2 separate regions of the Homo sapiens genome follow, and region 2 is linked to region 1. A link is a loop called in an ENCODE intact Hi-C map of the cell type or tissue named here. Cell type or tissue: GM12878. All regions are shown on one strand. Each heading gives the region's core, and the rest is flanking DNA. Links, peaks and the distances in the headings are about the cores only. Region 1 overlaps ALPK2 (alpha kinase 2). Region 2 holds the start of ALPK2-AS1 (ALPK2 antisense RNA 1).

The links. Hi-C counts contacts between places; a loop is a spot of excess contacts. Peaks named below come from ENCODE experiments on the same cell type or tissue, not always from the same donor. Only the 100,000 strongest peaks of a DNase experiment are listed, where the experiment ranks them.
Region 2: a loop joins it to region 1, with 4 times the contacts of the local background. A loop is called at or near these places in 14 of 110 quality-filtered maps.

What each region holds. Positions count from the first base shown.
Region 1 is chr18:58,610,454-58,621,732 of GRCh38, reverse strand. It overlaps ALPK2 (alpha kinase 2), which reads left to right. Exons shown (of 13, transcript NM_052947.4): 2 at 9,916-10,044. The coding sequence starts at 9,936. Among named protein-coding and RNA genes, the nearest start is that of ALPK2, 13 kb to the left of the region's middle. RefSeq lists enhancers at 6,121-6,190, 9,388-10,258. In GM12878, for the core only: no CTCF peak of the experiment used is centred there; DNase peaks (open chromatin) are centred at 5,832 and 6,347; H3K27ac peaks cover 1,718 bases.
Region 2 is chr18:58,553,629-58,564,907 of GRCh38, reverse strand. All of the region lies in intron 4 of ALPK2 (alpha kinase 2), which reads left to right. ALPK2-AS1 (ALPK2 antisense RNA 1) reads right to left here and starts at 7,886. Exons shown (of 2, transcript NR_188108.1): 1 at 7,720-7,886. RefSeq lists enhancers at 2,089-2,218, 2,279-2,418. In GM12878, for the core only: no CTCF peak of the experiment used is centred there; a DNase peak (open chromatin) is centred at 7,557; H3K4me3 peaks cover 610 bases; H3K27ac peaks cover 5,136 bases.

The DNA.
Region 1 (11,279 bases), core at 1,120-9,119:
TGGCATGCCTTCTTTCCACCCCCCACACTTAGGCCTCCTTCCAGGAGCAACCAAGCTACTGCTTTCTCGTGTATTTCTAGTCAATATATGTATAAACAAGCATATAAGATTCTTTTCTCCTCCTCCTCCTCCTTCTTCTTTGCCCATAGAAGTGATCACATTGGCCTGGTGCAGTGGCTCACGCCTGTAATCCCAGCACTTTGGGAGGCCGAGGCGGGCGGATCACGATGTCAGGAGATCGAGACCATCCTGGCTAACACAGTGAAACCCTGTCTCTACTAAAAATACAAACAATTAGCCGGGCATTGTGGCGGGCGCCTGTAGTTCGAGCTCGGGAGGCTGAGGCAGGAGAATGGTGTGAACCTGGGAGGCGGAGCTTGCAGTGAGCCGAGATAGTGCCACTGCACTCCAGCCTGGGTGACAGAGCGAGACTCCGCCTCAAAAAAAAAAAAAAGAAAGTGATCACATTCCCTGCACTCTTATACATTGTTTATTTCATTTAATGTATCCCGGAGATTATTCCATATCAGTGCATTTTTTTTATTCCATTATCAGAGTCTCATTTTTTTTTTTTTGTTTTGAGACAGGGCCTTGCTCTGTTGTCCATACTGGAGTGCAGTGGTGCAGTCACGGCTCACTGCAGCTTCAACCTCCCAGGCTCAAGCCATCCTCCTGCCTCAGCCTCCTGAGTAACTGGGACTACAGGCATGCGACACACCCGGCTAATTTTTGTATTTTTTGTAGAGATGGGGTTTCAGCATGTTGCCCAGGTGGATCTTGAACTCCTGGGCTCAAGCGATCCACCCACCTCGGCCTCCCAAAGTGCTGGGATTACACACGGGAGCCACCGTGCCGGGCCTGTCTCGTTCTTTTTAAATGTATATTGTTGTTAACAAGAAAAAAAGATTCCATTCTTTAGATATACAATAACCACATTCCTATTGATGGACATTTAGCTTTTGCTATCACAGGCAACGCCGCAGTGAATTTAGTAGGGGCTCATTAAATTTTTGCCTCCTTGCTCCTATTTTTAAAATTAACTTTATAAAGGCATATTTTGTATATCATATAATTCACCATTTCTAATTGCTAAATGCAATGATTTTTTTTAAAAAGCAAATGTACTAGGTTGGGCAATCATCACCATAGATTGGTTTTAGAAGATTGCCATCACCTCCAGAAGATCCTTCAGGCACATTTATTATTAGCATTCTCCCCACTGCCCTCACCTCCAACCACCACTGATCTACTTTCTGTCTTTATAATTTCTATTGGACACTTCATATAAATGGAATTATATTGTATAATTATATTGTATAATTCCATTTATTGTATGGTCTCTTGCGTATGGCTTCTTTCACTGAGCATACTGAGAATGTTTTTGAGGTTCATCTATGTCATACCATGTATCCATAGTTTTGTTTTGTTTGTTTTTTTGTTTTGAGAAGGAGCTTCGCTCTGTCGTCCAAGCTGGAGTGCAATGGCGTGATCTCGGCTCTCTGCCACCTCCACCTCCCGGGTTCAAGAAATTATCTTACCTCGGCCTCCCAAGTAGCTGAGATTTCATGCACCCGACACCATGCCCGGCTAATTTTTGTAGTTTTTAGTAGAGACAGGTTTCACCATGTTGGCCTGGCTGGTCTCAAACTCCTGACCTCAGGCGATCTGCCCACCTCAGCCTCCCAAAGTGCTGGGATAACAGGCGTGAGCCACCGCGCCCCACCGTATCCATAGTTTGTTCTTTGTTATTGCTCAGTGGTATTCAATTGTATTGCTATGCCACATTTTGTCTACCCATTCACTAGTTGGACCGTTAGGTTATTTCCAATAGACATTTAGGTTGTTTCCAATTTTTGGCTATTATGAATAACCCTGCTAAGAACAGTTGTGTGCGAGTCTTTGTGTGAATATACATTTTCATTTCTCTTGGGAAGATAACTTGGAGTGGAATTGCTGGGTCATTTGGTAAATTTATGTTTAACTTTGAAACACATTTCCCGTTTAGAAAAAAACAAAAAGTGCAGCTTGCTGCCAGTACTCAATTTTACATAAACACACTCTTTGAGGCTGAAACAAATTTGGCTGATTTTCAATGTGAAAATAAAATATAAAAACTGTTTTTGGAGTTATTCCTAAACACAATTTATCTCTAATTCTAATGTAACAGAAACGTATGTAATATTACATTAGGATTGGAGACAACAGTATTCTCGGGGCAAACGGGAAATGGATTAAGAAACTGCTAAAGTGTTTTCCAAACTGTCTGTACCACTTTTACATTCTCACCAGCAATGAATGAGGGTTCTTGTTCTTTTCCACATCCTCACGAATATTCCACTCCAGCAAATCTGGACTCATGTTTCAGCTCTGCCACTTGCAGGCTGTGAGAAGTTATGCTTCTTACACCAACCTTTAGAAGTGACTGAAGCTTCCAAGTCATTAGCTGGGAAATAGCAAAGAACACCCACCAGACAAGTTCACTGTGAAGATGAAATACGATCTTGTCTGTGAAGTGCCCAGCCTTGGGGCTGACACACAGTAGGCACCCGAAATGTGTTAAGTGTCTCTCCCGACATGGTCTTCTTCCTCCCCATGCAATTTACAGAAACCATCTTTGGATAAGGTTCCCTAACTAACACGGGACTGGGTATTAGGTGACAGAGGGTGCGGTGTCCAAATCTACAGTAACTGAGATGGCAAATTCAGGAAGACAATTGCCATTGGATTAGGCTGGGTAATCAGAACTAATCCCTCCTGTCCCCGCTGAGTAGGCGCCCTGACTGCTGGCTTTCCTGCCAGCTCCACAAGAGCCGGTTACCTGTGGTCTGCTTGTGAGCTGTGACCTCTTCCCTGATCCTTTCAGCTGACAGCAAGCTTTTTGGTGACAGCAGCCATGCGACTTGCTGACTATTGAGGGTAGGGGAAGGGGGATGCAGATTGCAGGGGTGCAGGGGGAAAGGGGGATGCAGATTAGTCAAAATAAAACGTGACATCACTTGAGTGTTTTAAATATTCAAATAACGCTCCTATAGCCTTTGTTCTACAACAATTTGAGAGAAATACATTATTTTTTCATCTTGCCAATGTTAAACCCAAAGCCACTGGCAGCGGCTAACACTTACATAGTGCTTACTTTATATACTATTCAGAAGAGCATTACATAGACTGACTCAAATTCCATAATGGTCAAATGAATAGATACTGCTATTATCTTAGTTTTATAGAAGAAGTGACTGAGGCAGAGAGATGATCAGCTACTGAGTGGCACAGCTGAGGTTTGAGCCTAGGGAGCAGGTACAGGAATCCACGCCCCACATCATCACATCACTCTGCTACCTGTTAAAGGTCCTGCCCATTTTAGAGTAGCTATTAAAATGTGATATGTAGGCCAGGCGGGGTGGCTCATGCCTGTAATCTCAGCACTTTGGGAGGCCGGGGCCGGTGGATCATCTGAGGTCAGGAGTTCGAGACCAGCCTGGCCAATATGGTGAAACCCCGTCTCTACTAAAAATACAAAAAATTAGCCAGGCATGGTGGCTTGTGCCTGTGATCCCAGCTACTCAGGAGGCTGAGGCAGGAGAGTCACTTGAACCTGGGAGGTGGAGGTTGCCGTGACCCGAGATCGTGCCATTGCACTCCAGCCTGGGCAACAAGAGCAAAACTCCATCTCAAAAATATATATATATTTTTAATGTGATATGTGAACAGTCTTCTCTCTGGTAATTCTATTTCTTGGCATTTAGGCTAGAGACCAGTTATGTGTCTAAGGAAGCATGTACTAGGATGTCATTGGAAGTCTGAAACACTCCAGCCAAGTTATACATCAATACAAGAGCAGATGGGTTAAGTGGGATATTGCTATACTATGGAATACCAATATTTAGCAGCTTTCAAAAGCTGATAGAGAGCCTTACGGATTGGGTTGACACTGTAAGATTGCCAAAACTTATTATTAAGCAAAATAAGCCAACTGTCAACAAAGCATGTACCATACATACCAACATACATATATACCATTCATGCCATACATACAACAAAATTATCATATATTTAGATGATTATATGTGTAATGAATAGAAAAAAATGCCTAAAAGGATACCAGATTCTTCCTCTTGGTAGAGAACTGAGATGGAGAGATGATGCCTCTGGGAGACTTTACCTTTATATGTATTTTTAAGAACATAAATGTATCCACTTAGGATCAGTATAATTAAAGGTAAATAAAATTTTTAAAAAGAAAGAAGTTGGCTGGGCACAGTAGTTCACGCCTGTAATCCCAGCACTTTGGGAGGCCGAGGTGGGCAGATCGCTTGAGGCCAGGAGTTTGAGACCAGCCTGGCCAACATGGTGAAACCCCGTCTCTACTAAAAATACAAAAATTAGCCTGGCGTGGTGGTGCACGCCTGTAATCCCAGCTACTCAGGAGGCTGAGGCAGGAGAATCGCTTGAACCCGGGAGGTGGAGGATGCAGTGAGCTGAGATCGTGCCATTGCACTCTAGCCTGGGCGACATAGTGAGACTCTCTCAATAAATAAATAAATAAATTCAAATACAAATAAAAAGAAACTTGCCACAATCCACTGTTTAGGGAAAATCTCTCTCAAACTGTTTTTTCTCTGCTCTCCCACCACCACAACAACAATCATCAACACGGAAGAAGAGGAAGACTTCCGTGACCAAAGTTGTGGTGGATTTACCCCATACGCCAAGCTGCAGACACTGGTGGGTGTTCTCGGCTTCAGTTCTGACTCTGTCCACCTGGAGATAGTGTCAGATCCCACAGGTTGTGGGCCCAGTCCCCAAGGCTACTCCTCACCCACCCCCCAAGCCCCCGGAACACCAGCTGCAAGTCAAGGCTTCTGGAACTTCTGACTGACTGGCTTCAAGTTGGGGTTCCCATGAGCACCTCTTGGGGTTAATTTGCCAGAGTAGCTCACAGAACTCAGGGAAACACATTTACTGGTTTATTACAAAGGTTATTTTAAGGATACAAGTAAACTGCCAGATGCAGAGAACCACAGGCGATTTTGCAGAGATCCATAGGCGATTTGCAGGAGCTTCTGTCCCCATGGAGTTGGGATGTGCCACCCTCCCAGTGTGTGGATGAGTTCTTCACCTCCTGTCAGCCTCCACGTGTTCAGCTCTCTGGAAGCTCCCCAGACCCTGTCCTTTTGGGTTTTTATGGAGGCTTCGCTACATAGGCACGATTGACAACTATGTAGAAATGTGATTGGACAAAAAGCACCTGATCTGAACCCAGCAAGGCCTGTCTGTTCAGACTTTTCTTGGCATTCGTTTCTCTGTGTGGCATTCTTTCCTCTAGAGTAAGAGGCAGGAATGAGGGTCTTTTGGAATAAGGGCCTTTTGACCACAGAGTCCTGCCTTGGACAGGTAAAAGAAGGATAGAAGGTCAGAGAGAGAGATTCTGTTTCCCAAGGCCAAAAGTGCCCCAACATTATAACAAGGACTATGGGAGTTAGGAGCCAGGAACTGTGGATGGAAACCAATAAATATACAGATATATCATAACACCATAACCACACAGCAAAAAAAGAAAAGAAAAAAGGCAAATCCAGCATTCTTTCCAATTAACACATTGTTTTCCCAAGGTCATCTGTGAAGCCTACCACAAACTCCTCCACTAATACCAATAATTCAATATTGATTGTTCATCTCTAGCAGAGAATGATAAATCTGTCATCAAGGGTTCTCACCTTCAGAGAAGCCACGAAACACGAGCCACAGCCTGACTTAACTGTCCTTTTCCTCTCCAGAGTACAGTCAGTGCTCTGTGGCTCAGATATGTGGTCACTAAACTGACTATGTGAGTCAAATAGTGTGTGTTTGTCAGTATTTTCACATGTGGGACAACACTGTCAGGAAGTCATCACCTGGGGAGGAGTCACAGATGACACAGAAGCTCCTCAACGTCAGCCCAGCTCTTGACAGCTGGATTTATCCTTTCCTCCTTCTCCATCCATAGCAGTGATCTCCAGGAATGAGAATGGAAGGTCATGTCCTGTAAATTACTATTGCAGGTGACAATTACACCCAGAGACATTTTTACACATTAGTTGGTATATCACTTTAAAAAAGAATCATTGTGGTAACCCACAGCAGAAAAGGAAACTGATGAAACAAGTGAACTCTTTCCTTATACTACGCTGATTACCATTATGAAAACTAATTATGTAACAGATATTTACAAGGCAATTGACATACATTATTCTAATCCTTAGACTATTATCATTCCCTCCTTTTACAGATGAGAAGGTAGGTTCAATGCCTTGCCTTATAATTGGCAGAGCTGGATGTAGATTTGTTCCTGGCAGGTGGCAAAGCCTGTATTGTGTTCACAGTTCTATGGGGCCTCCTGGTCAGGAGGGTGTTTTCTTGCTATGAGAGCTGCCCTGCCCGCCACTGTCCCCCTCCATTTGAGTAACTTCCCTAGGAATATGAAGAGTGGGGTAGTCATCCCTCTGTCTCAACAGTTGCTTCTGAAAAGCATTGCTGATTGGCCACAAAAAGGAATGAGGTACTGATACAGGTGACAATATGGTCAAACCCCAAAAACATTGTGTTAAGTGAAAGCTTCTATTTATATAAAATGTCCAGAATAGGCCGGGCTCTGTGTCTTCTGCCTATAATCCTAGCATTTTGGGAAGCCAGGTGGGAGGATTGCTTGAGCCCAGGCATTCAAGACCAGCCTGGGCAATGTAGTGAGACCCTGTCCCTACAAAAAAAAAAAAAATCCATAATAGACAAATACATACAGACAGAAAGTAGATTAGTGATTGCCTCTGGCTGTGTGTGTTGGGGGGGAGGGTGGAAATGGGGAGATGAGGAGGTAAAAGGGGTGTAGGGATTCTCTAGAGTAATGAGAATGCTCTAAAATGGATTGTGGTGACGGTTGCACAATTCTGAATATAGTGAAAGCCATTGAATTGTACAACTTAAATGAGTAAATTGTGTATGGTATGGTAATTATATCTCATTAAGGCTGTAAGAGAGCTGGGCATGGAGGCTCAAGCCTCTAGTCCCCACTACTCAGGAGGCTGAGGTGGGAGGATGGCTTGAGCCCAGGAATTCAAGACCAGCCTTGGGCTGGTATTAAATCTGGTTTTTTAAAAATACCAATTGATATCCATTCCGTAACCACCAAATGTACCCGTAACCTAATCTGGAATGGAGGTATTTATTTGCTATCTAGCAGATGAATTTTCTTCCTGTGCTGTGCAACTAATTTGCCATTATGCTGAGAGGGGATTACTATGCTCTGAAATACCACATGTATGAACCGGAGCCCCATGTCATCCAGCCTCTGCACAGCTACATTTAAGAAGTTCTATAACCAAAAATAATTGGAAATGTAAGTCATTTGTTAAAGAATGTCAAAAGGACCCAATTCACAATCACAATGCATAGTTTCTGAAAAATCTTCAGTTCAGCCTCTCTTGCTCAGTCTTCCACACCTGTCCCAGCAGGTATGTCTCTCAAACCTCTCTCCCATCTCATGTGTTCTGCCCCACACCCAAGCAGTTTTCTCTCTTTTCAGTGCCACCATGTCACTTCTTCAACATTACGGCTCTTTCCACCCATCATGTAAGTTAATTTAACTTCAGGTTTAAGCACAAAGTTGCTTCCTGCACACACTCTCCCTGAGGAAGGGAAGGCAGTGTATTCCCCTTAATTAATTTATTTTTTAACCCTGATATTTACAGAGTGTAGGTGCTTTATGGAGGGGCAGTTTGGGAACACTTTTTGGGAAATACAGTTCACACCATATTTCTAAACAGAACATCTTGAGATTAAGGAAATGCTGTGGGAACTTCCAAAGCAGCAGGAGTGATCTCAAAAGAAAGCACTAGAGGCATTTGTGAGCAGAATGCTCCAAGGGCAGCATCCACCAAGCAAGGTGGGCCTCATGGGCCAAGATCTGTGTCTTCACACGGGGCCCTGAGCCCAGAAGGGTGCCGTCTTTTTATTTTATTATTATTATTATTATTATTATTATTATTATTATTTTTTTTTTTTGAGATGGAGTCTTGCTCTGTCGCCCAGGCTGGAGTGCAGTGGCGTGATCTCGGCTCACCGCAACCTCTGCCTCCCAGGTCCCGGTTCAAGCAATTCTCCTGCCTCAGCCTCCTGAGTAGCTGGGATTACAGGAACGAGTCACCATGCCCAGCTAATTTTTGTATTTTCAGTAGAGACAGGGTTTCACCATGTTGGCCAGGATGGTCTTGAACTCCTGACCTTGTGATCCGCCCGCCTCAGCCTCCCAAAGTGCTGGGATGAGAGGCGTGAGCCACCATGCCGGGCCAGGTGCTGTCTTTGGTTTAATGCTCTGCTGTCACCATCTTAAAATCCTTAATCCTGTTTGCACAAAGAACCCCTCATTTTCATCTTGAACCGGGCCCTGCAAATTATGTTGCTCATCCTGCTACTACAGCAAGGCTCCTCAAACATCATTGGCCCTGAACTCAGGTTCCTTTTCCCTCTACTCACTTCTGCTCATCAGGAGATTTTTTAGGTGTTGGTGAGACCTTGAACTGTCCTCGGGGAACTCGTCTCTCAGGGTATCTGAGACAATCTGGAAAAGTGGGAAGAAATAGGGAAGAACTGTTTCTAAATGGGTAAGAAGCTGCTACTGACACTCATATGGAAAGGGGTGTCCCTTTGGCAATACAGCTGTGGCTGCTTTAATTTGGCCTCTCCTACCAAGAGCTTAGCTCAGGTGTCTGCTTTGGGGACCTCAGCATCCCTGGATTCAGGATTTGCAGTTCCTAACCGCCCCTTCCCTGTTCAGGCTAACCACACTGTAGTGTGGTTCTTTTCTTTGTCCGAGCTCTGTGGTGTGGGAGAACCGCCTGCCATTGTGAAGAAGTGGACGCTACTGTGTAGACAGAACTAAATGCCCTTTCTAAGCTCAGGGCTCCACAAAGGAGAGGTCTGGCCAAGTGAAGCCAGCTTGTATCTGCCGGTAGCGGTAGCGTGGAAAGGAAAGGGTTCTCTGGATTCAGACCAACCTGCGCCCTCAGGGCTGGCTCATACTTGTGCAAGCTGTGCCCTGCAAAGCTCCAGTGGTGTCTTACACATTGAAAGTGTCAGCCTGCACAGCCCTGAAGGACAGCCCCAAGGTGGCTGCCACTTGAGCTGTGTGATCTTGAGCAAGTTGTTGAACCTCTCTGAGTCTCAGGTTCCACCTCTGTAAAATGTAGGAGACATTAGTAACTATCCTTTAAGTAGCTTCAAAGAGATTAAGTGAAATAATATATCTGGTGACTAATCAAGTGTTTAGTGCCTGCCTTCCCCTAGGGCACCCACCTGGTGCTCAGAAGGAGCAGTCATATCCTAATTTCAAAATATCTCCTCCCTGGACATCATTTCAACACAACTGACATGTTTTTTGGAGGCAAAGACATATGCACACTTTTTTGAGCACAGTGTGAAAAGACTTTAAGAAGAGAAAGGAGGAGGAATGAGAGGAGGTGGCACTAACCATAGCCTCATGGGATGCTTCCCTCTCCATTGGAACTCTGGGTGCTCTGGGGTCTGCCTAGGACAATAGGATTCGTGGTTCTTAATCAGGGCACCCCCCCATTCCCCTGCAGTGTCTGCAGACATTTTTGATTGTCACACATGGAGGGGTGGGGGTGCTATTGGCATCTGGTGGGTAGAGGCCAGGCATGCGGCTAAATATCCTGCAATGCACAGGACATCCCCGAAATACAGAAGGATCCAGCCCACCTACCAGCAGCACCACGGCCTGGAAAGGCTGCCCAAAGACCTTCAGTCTGCCCACCCTCCAGCGTGCAGTGAGCTGCCAGGGCGGCACCCTGTGGTTTCTGGAATTCCTAAGAAGGCCAGAGAAATCCCAGAACAAATGGTGATGTCGGGGATTTTTTTTTTTTTCAGATTTGGTGCGGCATGAAAGGATGAAAGACTCCGAAGGGCCCCAGAGGCCCCCGCTGTGTTTTTTATCTACATTGCTTTCCCAGAAGGTTCCTGAGAAGTCAGACGCTGTGCTTCGCTGCATAATATCTGGTAACCATCACTAGACTAGCTAATCACCCTCTAAAATCTCCCTGCATACCAGGTTTCTTGGCTCACAAAGGCATTACTAAAACATCATTTGGGAAAATTACCTTGGAAGTTTTTTTTTCTGTGTAATCAATGAAGCAACTCCATCCTCTATGATTTGTTTCTAAAAGATTTCTTTGAGTGACTTCCTGGACACGATTTAGTGATCTTTACTTCACCTTGTGGTTCTGGGTTAGGCAGCTCTCACACTGGTTATTTTTTTCAGATAATCCACTCTTAATTTTCTTTCTTTCTTGGGTGTCCTTAACCATAGTTTAAATTCATGGAGCACAGAGGAATGGCATGAATCACTTTTTTTCGGTAAATTGATGGAACTCTTCTGTTATTCTTTAATTGACTTTTTTTTTTTTTTTTGAGATGGAGTCTTTCTCTGTCACCCAGGCTGGAGTGCAGTGGTGTGATCTCGGCTCACTGCCACCCCCGCCTCCTGGGTTCAAACTATTCTCCTGCCTCAGCCTCCCGAGTAGCTGGGAATAGAGGCACGCACCACTGTACCTGGCTAATTTTTTTATTTTTATTTTTATTGTTTTTTTTTTTTTGAGACAGAGTCTTGCTCTGTTGCCAGGCTGGAGTGCAATGGCACGATCTCAGCTCACTGCAACCTCCGCCTCTTGGTTTCAAGCAATTCTCCCACCTCAGCCTCCCAAGTAGCTGAGATTACAGGCACCCGCCACTACACCCGGCTAATTTTTGTATTTTAGTAGAGATGGGGTTTCACCATGTTGGTCAGGCTGGTCTTGAACTCCTGACCTCAGGTGGTCTGCCTGCCTCGGCCTCCCAAAGTGCTGGGATTACAGGCGTGAGCCACTGCGGCTGGCTCGCCTGGCTAATTTTTATATTTTTAATAGGGACGGGGGGAGGGGGGTGGTTCACCATGTTGGCCAGGATGGTCTCCATCTCTTGACCTCATGATCTGCCTGCCTTGGTCTCCCAAAGTGCTGGAATTACAGGCGTGAGCCACCGCGCCTGGCCCTAATTGATATCTTAAAACTGGCTAAATTAGTCTCTCCTCTGCACGCCTTCTTCAGGGATGCTAATAAGAAGTGAAAATCTTAAAACAGAGGCAATGGGTGACCAGTGGAGAAAAAACAGGGGACTGGGATTCTGGATTGGTGAATAAATAACTCAGAATTGATCAAGTATGGGTACTCCCAATGGTAAAAGGATTTATCATTAAA
Region 2 (11,279 bases), core at 2,257-10,256, 58 kb after region 1:
TTAATGTTTTTAAATGTTTAAGGAAATTATTTTTACTGATAATATTGAAAACTTTTAAAAAAATTTTTTTTAAAAAAGGAAGACATAAACTGGGAGCTAGATTTTAGTTCTGGTTCTGCCATTAACCAACTGTATATCCTTGGGTAATTTCCTTTCCTCTCTTTGGGCCTCTTTCCTCAGTGTAAACTGAAGGGGTCAAACATGAAGATCTGTTAATTTCCGAGGCAGTGAGGTCCTGTGAATCCCTAATTTTACATCAGCTGCCAAAATAAATATCAAACAAAGTGGAAGAGACTGTGGCTTTCATGGTAAGGAAAGTCTGTCTAAGCAAAAAGGAAAAAAAAAAAACCTGATGATGTAAGAATTTTGCACAAAAACCCCCACCATAAACTGATATTAAAAACAAATAAAAACTTAGAAAAGCACTTGTGATGTACAAAGAAAGTGATGTAAGAAAAGATGAATAGCTTAATAAAAAATGAACAGGGCCAGGTGTGGTGGGTCATGCCTGTAATCCCAGCACTTTGAGAGGCCGAGGTGGGCGAATCACCTGAGGTCGGGAGTTGGAGACCAGCCTGACCAACATGGAGAAACCCCATCTCTACTAAAAATACAAAATTAGCTGGGTGTGGTAGCGCATGTCTGTAATCCCAGCTATGTGGGAGGCTGAGGCAGGAGAATCGCTTGAACCAGGGAGGCAGAGGCTGCAGCGAGCTGAGATCGCACCACTGCACTCCAGCCTGGGCGACAAGAGCGAAACTCCATCTCAAAAAAAAAAAAAAAAGAACAAAGACATCAAATACGCAATTCATGAAATTCATCATAAACTTATCAACTCCATTCCTTTCTGCCTTCCTCCTTTCCTTCCTTTCTCAATTTTCAGAGATTGTTCTTAATGTGATGATACTTCATGCTAATAAGACTGTATGGAAACAGATTTTTCTCTTACACTGCTGGCAAGAGTGCAAATTAGTACAACCCTTCTGGATGTCAAATTGGTGATATTTACTAATCCTTTAACATGTAAATTTTGGCCCTGTAATTAGCCTAATAAAATTATCAGAAGTATAAATAGAGCCATCGGGACAAGAGTCTTTTCATTGTAGCATGGTTCACAATAATGAAACACTGAGAACAATCTAACAATGGAGGAATGGTAAAATATATTATGGTACAATATTCTTTGGACTATGCAGGCATTAAAAATCATGCCTTGAAAATATTTAAAGATATTTTTTAAATGCTTGGAAACAATTTACAAAGCAATATATATGTTGTTTCTTCCCTTGAGAAACTTACAGGTTCATGAGAGAAAGAGTAATCTCTTTGCCTGTGGTCACACCATTTGTTTATTGGCAGAACCAAAGCTACAGTCCTGGTCATTTTCTCAGCTTAATGCCCTTATACCTCACACCAATTCTAGCCTAAATGAGTCAGTCTCAAAGTCACTTCTTTCACTCTTACCTAAGGTAACTGACAATACATTTCATGGTTTTAAAAACAAAATGTCTCTGTTCCCCCTTTCTAGCTGTTTCACAACATGAGCTCCACTCTGTTTTACTGGAAAAATAGGATGCATATTATAATACTACAGCTTTTAAAAATCCTTTAAGAGACGAAAAGCCAGCAAGAGAATGTTTTTCTTTGATCACTGAGGGAATAGTGTGATCATGAGCAGATATTGAAAGTTAGATGCTAGATAGGAGCCCCTCAAAAGTCCAAGGGCTCTAAAAATGAGTGTTGTAAAAAAAATTGAGCCAATAGATATGGATATCATTTCCTTTCTTATATTTCTAGGACCATATATGGTAAGACTGTATTATATGAGCTGCCAAATTCCCCCAGGGGGAGCATCACTCTGTAATCCTAAGGTGCTATGGGCTAATGTTTGTAACCCCTAAAAATTTATATGTCCAAGTCCTAACCTCCAATGTGATACTATTAGCAGGTGGAGTCTGTGGGAAGTAATCGGGTTTAGATGAGGTCATGAGGCTGGGGCCCCATGACCAGATTAGAACCCTTGTAAGGAGAGACACCAGAGAGCTTGCTTCCTCTCTTCTTTCTGCCATCTGAGGACACAACGAGAAGGCAGCCACCTGCAAGTCAGGAAGAGAACCCTCACCAAGAACTCAATCAGCAGCACCTTGTCTTGGACTTCCCAGCTTCCATAACTAGAAGAAATAAATGTCTCTTATTTAAGCCACCCAATATACGGCCCTTTGTGATAGCAGCCTGAGCTGAGACATAAATTCACCCTCAGAAATTACATCCACAGCTCCAGGTAATTTGGGAGCCATTTGGTACATAAATGTAGTGAACCACTAAAGGGCATCCCTGTAGTCAAAAATAGCTTCCATGTGTACCTAATTTATACCAGAGGTTAGCCTATTCACTGGGAGGCTCTAGGTTCTTTTGAATGATGCTGATATTGTGCTTATGGCACGACACCAACTGACACTTCAGTAAGGCATTTTTCTGAAATGGAATTGTTACTTACCAAAAATAAGCAGTATGTCACAAATTACATCAGTCAGTTCTATAGTTAAAAAGACTGAAAATGAAACCATCTTGGAGGTAAATTTTTAGATCATCATCTCAACTTCTATAGGTCAAAAGTCTGCACTGATGGTAGAGAGAAACAGAAGTGTTGCCATCATCCACAAAATCATAACTGTTTATTGAATATTTGTGTGTTCCAAGTACTATATTAATGTCCAACATTTGGCATTTCTGGTAGTCCATGTAACAAAACTGTGAGCTGGCCCATAACGCTCAAAGAGGTTAATTAACATGCCCAGGGCACCTCTATCTGTAAGTGACAAAACTGGAACTCAAGCTCCATAAGAAAATCAGATCAACACAGCACAAATTGAAGCGGGTGAAGGTGAGGATGATCACTGAATGCTGACTGAGTGTAGTCAGAATAACTCAGGGGAAAGAACCCCATGGATTGGCCCCAGCATCCAGATTGTTGAAAGTACTCAATTACTCCCAAGGCAGGTGCTGATAATGCCCTGCCCCATAGCTACTCAGTCCACCTAGGTTCCCTGCAGCTGCAGGTGAAGTTTCCACCACCTGACAGCTCCCACAGCCTGAGAACTTCATGAGCTGGGAGGTTGCTTGGCCACACCAGAAAGTGGATCTGGAAGTCAGGAAAGTCCTCCACCAATGGGGGTGGGAGTTGGTAGACAGTGTCCCAGACTCCGTAGCTTCCTGTGGAGTGAGTCTAAGACATTCATCACACGATTCTTTAGAGGATCCCCAGTGATCAGGCCCCTGTTGTCCACAGCAGCCCACAGTCATTCATTCATTCCCATTTCCTGGTGGTTTTTGCTTCCATCTTATATTCCCCCTTTCTCCCCATGTTTTCTGGGATCATCTCCTGAATAAACTAACTGCATCCACTTTCTTGTCTCAGGGTCTGCTTTTGGGGGCGGGATCTTTAAGACAATTTCCTAATGCCTACCATTAAGGTTTGTTTTCCTGTCCTCCAGGACACTGAGGACAACCCCTTTTTAGATTTGACCTTAAAGGATTCTGGCCCATTCCTGAAGGCCCAGTGTTCCAATGTGGCTTATTTCATCACCCTTTCAATATTTCAGCATCCTCGCATAACCATCCAGCCCTTCCTCACACCCTCCCCAGTAGAGTCCTAAAGCTATTTTACTGACTTTAGAGCCTTTGCTGCACATCACACTGGGGTTAGATTGGCAGTATACTTCTTTATCTCCCCTGCTAGATTTTATATTCCTTGTGGGTCACTGCTGAGCTTTCTTGGGCACATACGGTATCTGACAGATCTCAATAAATGTTAAGTTGAACACTGTCATGTAATCTGATAGGTTTACCTGTTAGAGGGGATTTAAACTCAGCAAGTGTGACAACTTCAGAAGCATTGTAATCCCAAATAATAAAAAAAATCTCAATCACAGTAATTCACTTGAAGCTATTCAAAGATATAAAAATGGAAAAGTAAATCTCTCACTGGCCATTCTGGGGCATAGGCCTGCTGAGAATTAGATCTGGAAAGTCAGCATCTAACTACCTGAGAACTCAGATTGGGCAAATTCTCCAACTCTGGAAAAACAAAAATACCCTATTTCTTTTCCCTATGGAACAAAGGCAGCAGAGTGTGCCTAAGTGACCCTGCCCCCCTGAAGTAGACTGCCCATGCCCACGTAACAGTATGGTATGCAGAATAATTCCCTCCAAAGACATCCACATCCTGATTCTCAGAACCTGTGAATATGTTACTGAAGTGAATTATGGCAAAAGGGACTTTGCAGATGTGATTGAGGTTATCAACCCTGACATGGGGAAATTATCTTTGACCCAGGTGGTCCCACTTGGTCTCAAGGGTCCTTATAAGTGGAAGAGGGAGACAGGAGCATCGGTCAGAGAAGGATTTGAAGATGCTACTGTGCTGGCTTTGAAGGTCGAGAAAGGACCATGTGCCAAGGGATGCAGGCCAACTGCAGAAGCTGGACAGAGGGGATTCTCTCCCTGTATTAGTTTTCATGCTGCTGATAAAGACATACCCAAGAATGGGAAGAAAAGAGGTTTAATGGATACATAGTTCCACATGGCTGAGCAGGCCTCACAATCATGGGAGAAGGCAAGGAGGAGCAAGTTATGTCTTACATGGATGGCAGCAGGCAAAGGGAGTGCTTCTGCAGGGAAACTCCTGTTTTCAAAACCATCAGATCTTGTGAGACTCATTCACTATCATGAGAACGGTGCGGGAAAGAACTGCCCCCATAATTCAGTCACCTCCCACTGGGTCCCTCCCATGACATGTGGGAATTGTGGGAGTTACAATTCAAGATGAGATTTGGGTGGGGACACAGCCAAACCACGTCACTCCTCTGTAGCCTCCAGAAGGACATGGCCCTCCTGACACCTTAATTGTAGCCCAGTGAGATTCATGTTGGACTTCTGACCTCCCGAACTGTAAAGTAATAAATCTATGTTGTTCTGAGCCACTAAATTTGTGGTCATTTGTTACAGCAGTTATCAGAAACAGACAGAGTAGGTAATTTCAAAATAACATGCTTGAAGGCAAGTCTGGATATCCCTGGTTGGGTTTTTACTTCAGGTGTCAGAGAAGCAGCCCATTCCTCACGCAGACTGTGCAAATTCCAGTTGTCTTTGGCTTAGAAAATCTGACGTGGAAGAGAAAACAACAAGAAAAATGGCAATCTACCTGGCATGAAGCCAGCTTTGTGGAGAGTATCACACTTGGGGACTCAAGAAGCCTCAGAAGGTCAGGCCTGAGTCAGAGACTCCATAGCCAATCAACTATAGAATCCCCGGGCCCTTTCAGGATTCTTCTTAGGAAGTTTCCAAGTCCACAGAATCACTAGGAGTTCCTGGCCTGAGGACTGTGATGGGGTGGACTCCAGGAGAAAGTCTTCTGAGAAGGCCACACCCTGAATCAGACCCCTGGGAAGTCAAAGCAGCAGAGATGGAGCAAAGGATGTTGTAGCTGGGGCAAAGGATGTTGTAGCTGGGGCAGGGATCCTCTGAGCAGCCTTTAGTGCAGGGTTTCTCAACCTCCACACTACAATATTGTGGGCCAGATAATTCTTTGTTCCGGGCAGCTGCCTGTGGGTTGTAGGATGTTTAGCAGCATCCCCGGCCAGTAGCGATCTCTTCCCCTCACCCCAACCCCAGTTGTGGCTATCAAAAATGTCTCCAGACACTGCCACAGGTCCCATGGGGTGGGGATGGGGGCAAAAATCACCCCACGTTGATTAGCTTTGGCTAGATTATATACCATCACTAATCACAGTTGGGAAAGAAAATAGTTATCTCATTAAAATTAGTGCTGTCCAATAGAAATTTAATGCAAGCCAAGTATGTAATTTTTTGTAAGTACAATCACAAATTGTGCAACCAACCATTACCACTATTTAATTTCAGAACACTTTCATTATACCTGAAAGAAACCCATACTTATTAACAGTCACTTCCTCTCCCCTTCTTCCCCCAGCCCCTGGCAAATCCTACTATACTTTCTGTCTTGAATAGATTTGCCTGTTCTGGACATTTTGTATAAACGTAATCATACAGTAGATGGCTTTTGTGTGTCTGGCTTCTTTCATTTAGTGTAATGTTTCCAAGGGTCACCCATGTGGGAGAATCTATCAATACTCCTTTTTATGGCCAGATAATATTCCATTTTATGGGCACACCAGGTTTGGTTTTAGTCATGTATCAGTTAATGGACATTTGGGTGGTTTCCACTGTGTGGCCATTACGAGTAATGCTGCTATGAACATTTATGTGCGAGATCATTTTGTGGGCATATGTTTTCAAATTATCTTGGGTAAGTACCTAAGAGTGGAATTGCTGGGTAACTCGATGTGTAACCTTTTGAGGAATCATCACACTGGTTTTCAAAGCAGCTATGCCATTTTACATTCCTACCAGCAGTGTATGATGGTAAGACACTTACGTCTTTTACTTTTTTTGGAAGCCAAATTTTTAAAAAGTACAAAGATACAGGTGAAGTGAACTTTAATAATATATTTTACTAACTCAGTATAACCAAATATTTCAATATGTAAATATAAAAATTGTTAATGAGATATTTTACATTTTTTTGGTATTAAGTCTCCAAACTCTGGTGTATATTTTCCATTCATAGCATATCTCAATTTGGATGCTAATTATTCTTTGGAAATACTTGATCTGTATTTAGAGTTCATGAAATTAATTTGGAAGGGTAGATTCACATATCCAAATTGTTCCAAACCTATTAAAATTTCTCCCTAACAATATCACATATATCAGCTTTTAAATTTACATGCACATTAATTAAAATTAAAAATTCAGTTCCTCCTTCAAACTAGGCATATTTCAAGCCTCACTAACCACATGTGGCTCAAAGCTCCCAGGTTGGATAGTCCAGCTCTAAGTGATTTCTGTTGTCATTGTGATTATTTTTATATATTTTAGAGACGGGATCTCGTTTTGTCATCCAGGCTGCAGTGCAGTGGTGTGATCATAGCTCACTGCAGCCTGGAAGCTCCTGAGCTCAAGGAATCCTCCCACCTCAGCCTCCCCAGTAGCTGGGACTGCATGTACTCAGCTCTATTGTAATTTTTTAAAAGCTATTGCCCTGGGCCTCAATGTTGGTTTTCTTTCCTCTTTTACAGCTGATCCAATGACAAACTATAAATACAATCCAATGACAAAATATAAATATATATATATACACACACACACACACACACGTATATATATGTGTATATATATACACACACACTATAGTTTATACGTAATTCTTATATATAATTCTTTTTCTCTTTAATAGACTTTTTTAGAGCACTTTTAGGTTCACAGAGAAATTGAGCAGGAAGTACAGAGATTTCCCATATATGTCCTGCTCCCACAAATGCACAGCCTCCCCTACTATCTACACGGCATCAGAGACTGCATTTGTCACAATCGGTAAACCTACATTGACACATCACCATCACCCAAAGCCCATGATTTACATGAGGGTTCCCTCTCGGTGGTGCCCATTCTGTGGGTTTGGACGATGTCTAATGACACGCCTCCCCCACCATCATGTGTGATTCTGCCCTAGAGGAAGGGCGGCTTCCTGTATGGCAGTGTTCTTAGCCATGGTCTGCTGGTTTAGAACAAGTGGCAAACAGCAGCACTGGTCACCCATGAGCCCCTCCAGCCTCTCGGCCCTCAACCCTCACAGACCTTATTTCTAGTGGCCAGCCCTGCTGGGCAGCCCCCACTGCCAGGGCTTTAGTGTCCCAGTTGGCATCCTGGCAGCCATGCCACTCATTGGACGGTCTCCACTGTGTCTCTTGTATCACTTTAAAAACAACATGCCACCCTGCCTCCAGGCCATCTCTCAGGTTACCGTGGAGCTACAGGACGAAAGAGGACATGTTCCATTCATCTGTGAGGTCACAGGTTATTGGGCTTAGGAGATCTTATGTGGAATAGGAAGCTGGGGGCTCGGGAGTAGGTAGCGTTTGTCATGAGCTTTCATCATGCAAAGTCTAAGGGCTCATGTCTGCAATGAAGAGACAGCAGCACCGTCTCCCCTGGGGCAGGGATGCCACAGCCCAGCCCTCAGGGACTCCAGGTTCACACAGGACAGTGGCCCAGCCCTCAGGGGCTCTAGGTTCATACAGGACAGTGCTTCTCTTCTGGGGAGTTTGTCAAGATTCAGCGAGTCTGGGGAGGAGCCTGAGACCATGCATTTCTAACAGATTCCTAGGGATTTCTACCCTTGGTATAATGAGGGCTTAGGGCTTTCCCCAGAAAGGATTAAATATGCCCCACCCTTCCCTCCCACCTTCCTCCACCAGCTCCACCACCCCGTAGCTAATAACAGCTGACACGTATTGAAGGTAGAAATGCACGGTGCCTGGGCTAAGCACTTTGCAGCGGCTGGCTCATTTCATTATCTCAACAGCCCTGTGAGATAAAGCCTGTCAGCCAGGCTCTACGTCAGGAAGCGGCGAAGCCTTGCTTTGAATGCAGGCTGCTGACTCCAGGCTCTGTCTCTATCGATGAGGTTAAATAGCTTCCCTAATTCCATTTTAGGTCTGAGTTCCTTAGCTCTCCTCAAAACTAAAATAACTGTCGATAACAGTGGTGGCCTCTGGTGAAGGTGACTGAGTAACTGGGTGGAGAGACACAATTTTTACTATATACCTGTTCACTGCATACCTCATGAATTGTGTGTGCGTGTGTGTGTGTGTGTGAGATCTAGTCCAATAAATTAATGAATAGCTTTAAAAGACAGTTTTTAAGGCTGGGCGTGGTGGCTCAAACCTGTAATCCCAGCACTTTGGGAGGCCGAGGCTGGTGGATCACTTGAGGTCAGGAGTTTGAGACCAGCCTGGCTAACATGGTGAAACCTCGTCTCTACTAAAAATACAAAAATTAGCCAGGCGTGGTGTCGGGTGCCTGTAATCCCAGCTACTTGGGAGGCTGAGGCAGGAGAATCGCTTGAACCGGGGAGGCAGAGGTTGCAGTGAGACGAGATTGTGCCACTGCACTCCAGCCTGGGTGACAGAGCAAGACTCTGTCTCAAAAAAAGTTTTTAAAAGGCCCAGGGCCTTCACAGTTAGAACCATGTACAAGTAGCAGAGCCTACTCTCAGGGCAGGGGGATGAGACAGTGTTCACCATGTTGGGCCACCAGCATCTCCACTGAAATGGTTGGGGTTCTTCGGGCCTCATGCATGCCCCTCCCATTCTCCAGGAGTGTGCAAGGCAAAGCTGGCCTGCAACTTCCCACCAGATGATAAAGGGTACACTTAGCACCTGGTTGGCAAGGACATTTCCAGAGTAGGTAGACTTTATAACAATTCAATAAATAGTAATATTGGTTAATAATGGTGCTATTCAAAGTCAGACATGAGAATTCTTTCCCTTCGGACAGCTTGGAACAAGTCTGAATTGCTCAGTGCTTACCTTTGCTCTTTTGTGATATTATACATTGACAAAGAAGAGAAAATCAGGATAATAACCAAGAAATGATTAGACTTAGCCATTGTGGGTACCTAGATATGATTCGAATCTCAGTGTTATCTCACCTAAGCTAGTTACTGTACTCCTGAAAATGTGAATTTTAACATATTTTAAAGAAGTGCAGGTTAATTACTTCCAAATCCACATATGGAATGAATCTAATTGTTAAGAAGAGGCTCTGGCTTAACCAGTTGTTACTCGAACAACTCGAACTTGCAGTTTTCTGTGTTCCCACCCTCTTGAAGTGTTGTGTGTTAAGATTGTACCAGGCAGACCCTGCCATATGCCTGTTGAGCTGTGTATTAGTCCATTTTCATACTGCTATGAACAGATACCCGAGACTGGGTTTAATGGACTCACTGTTACACATGGCTAAGAAGACCTCACAATTATGGCAGAAGGCGAAGGAGGAGCAAAGCCATATGTTACATGGCGGCAATAAGAGAGGGTGTGCAAAGAACTCCCCTTTATAAAACCATTAGATCTTGTGAGACTTATTCACTATCATGAGAACAGCACAGGAAAACCCGCCCCCATGATTCAATTACCTCCCATGGGGTCCCTCCCACAATACATGGGGATTATGGGAGCTACAATTCAAGATAAGATTTGGGTGGGGACACAGCCAAACCATATCAAGCTGGTTCCAATGATGGGCATAAACAGGCTTGTTAACCCCCAGGCCAGATCCTTTGAATCTCCAGACCTGAGAAAAGGGAGGGCAGAGAAGCCTGTTACTTCACGGCTGGTCGAAAGGACCAACTGAAGCACAAGACACACTGATCTCGGGGATCCTAGGCAAGATCCTCAAGAGAATTAGAGGCTGGGGACCCTTGGCAGGCTGCCAGGGAGGGGACATCCCCCATGGGGTGGAAGGAGGAGCACCTGCAGGTCAGTGCCCACTCCGCGATGCTACTGTCTGTCTTATGATCAGGGCTGGTGGATCAGGATGTGGCCTTTAGTGACAGGGAATGAGAAATGAACTCTGAAGCCCATCACACTACCAGCAACCATGGTGCCTAGTTTTCTTCTCCAAACCCCTGCAGTCAGAGAGACAAGAGTGGCAGATTTCTTACCATTCTGAACCAACTCTGTGCTGGGCAGACTGCCTTTGTCTTCCACATAGATCTACCCTGAGAAGCATCCACACGAATGTCCATCATTCCAGCCCCAAAGACGATAGCTGAGCTAACACGTTTGTATTAGTCTGTTTTCATACTGCCGTAAAGAACTGCCTGAGGGTGGGCACAGAGGCTCATGCCTGTAATCCCAGCATTTTGGGAGGCCGAGGCAGCGGATCACTTGAGGTCAGGAGTTTGAGACCAGCCTGGCCAACATGGGGAAATCCCGCCTTTACTGAAAATACAAAATTAGCCAGGCTTTGTGGCGCACACCTGTATTCCCAGGTACTCAGGAGGCTGAGGCAGGAGAATCGCTTGAACCTGGGAGGCAGAGGTTTCAGTGAGCCAAGATCATGCCACTGCACTCTAGCCTGAGTGACAGAGTGAGACTCTGTCTCAAAAAAAAAAAAAAAAAAAAAAAAAAAAACCAAAAAAAAAACCCCAACTGCTCGAGACTGGGTAATTTATAAAGGAAAGGATTTAATATGACTCACAGTTCAGCATGGCTGGGGAAGCCTCAGAAAGCTTACAATCACGGCAGAAGGTGAAGGGGAAGCAAGGCACCTTCTTCACAAGGCAGCAGGAAGGAGAAATGCCAAGTGAAGCAGGGAACAGGCCCTTAGAAAACCATCAGATCTCGTGAGAAGTC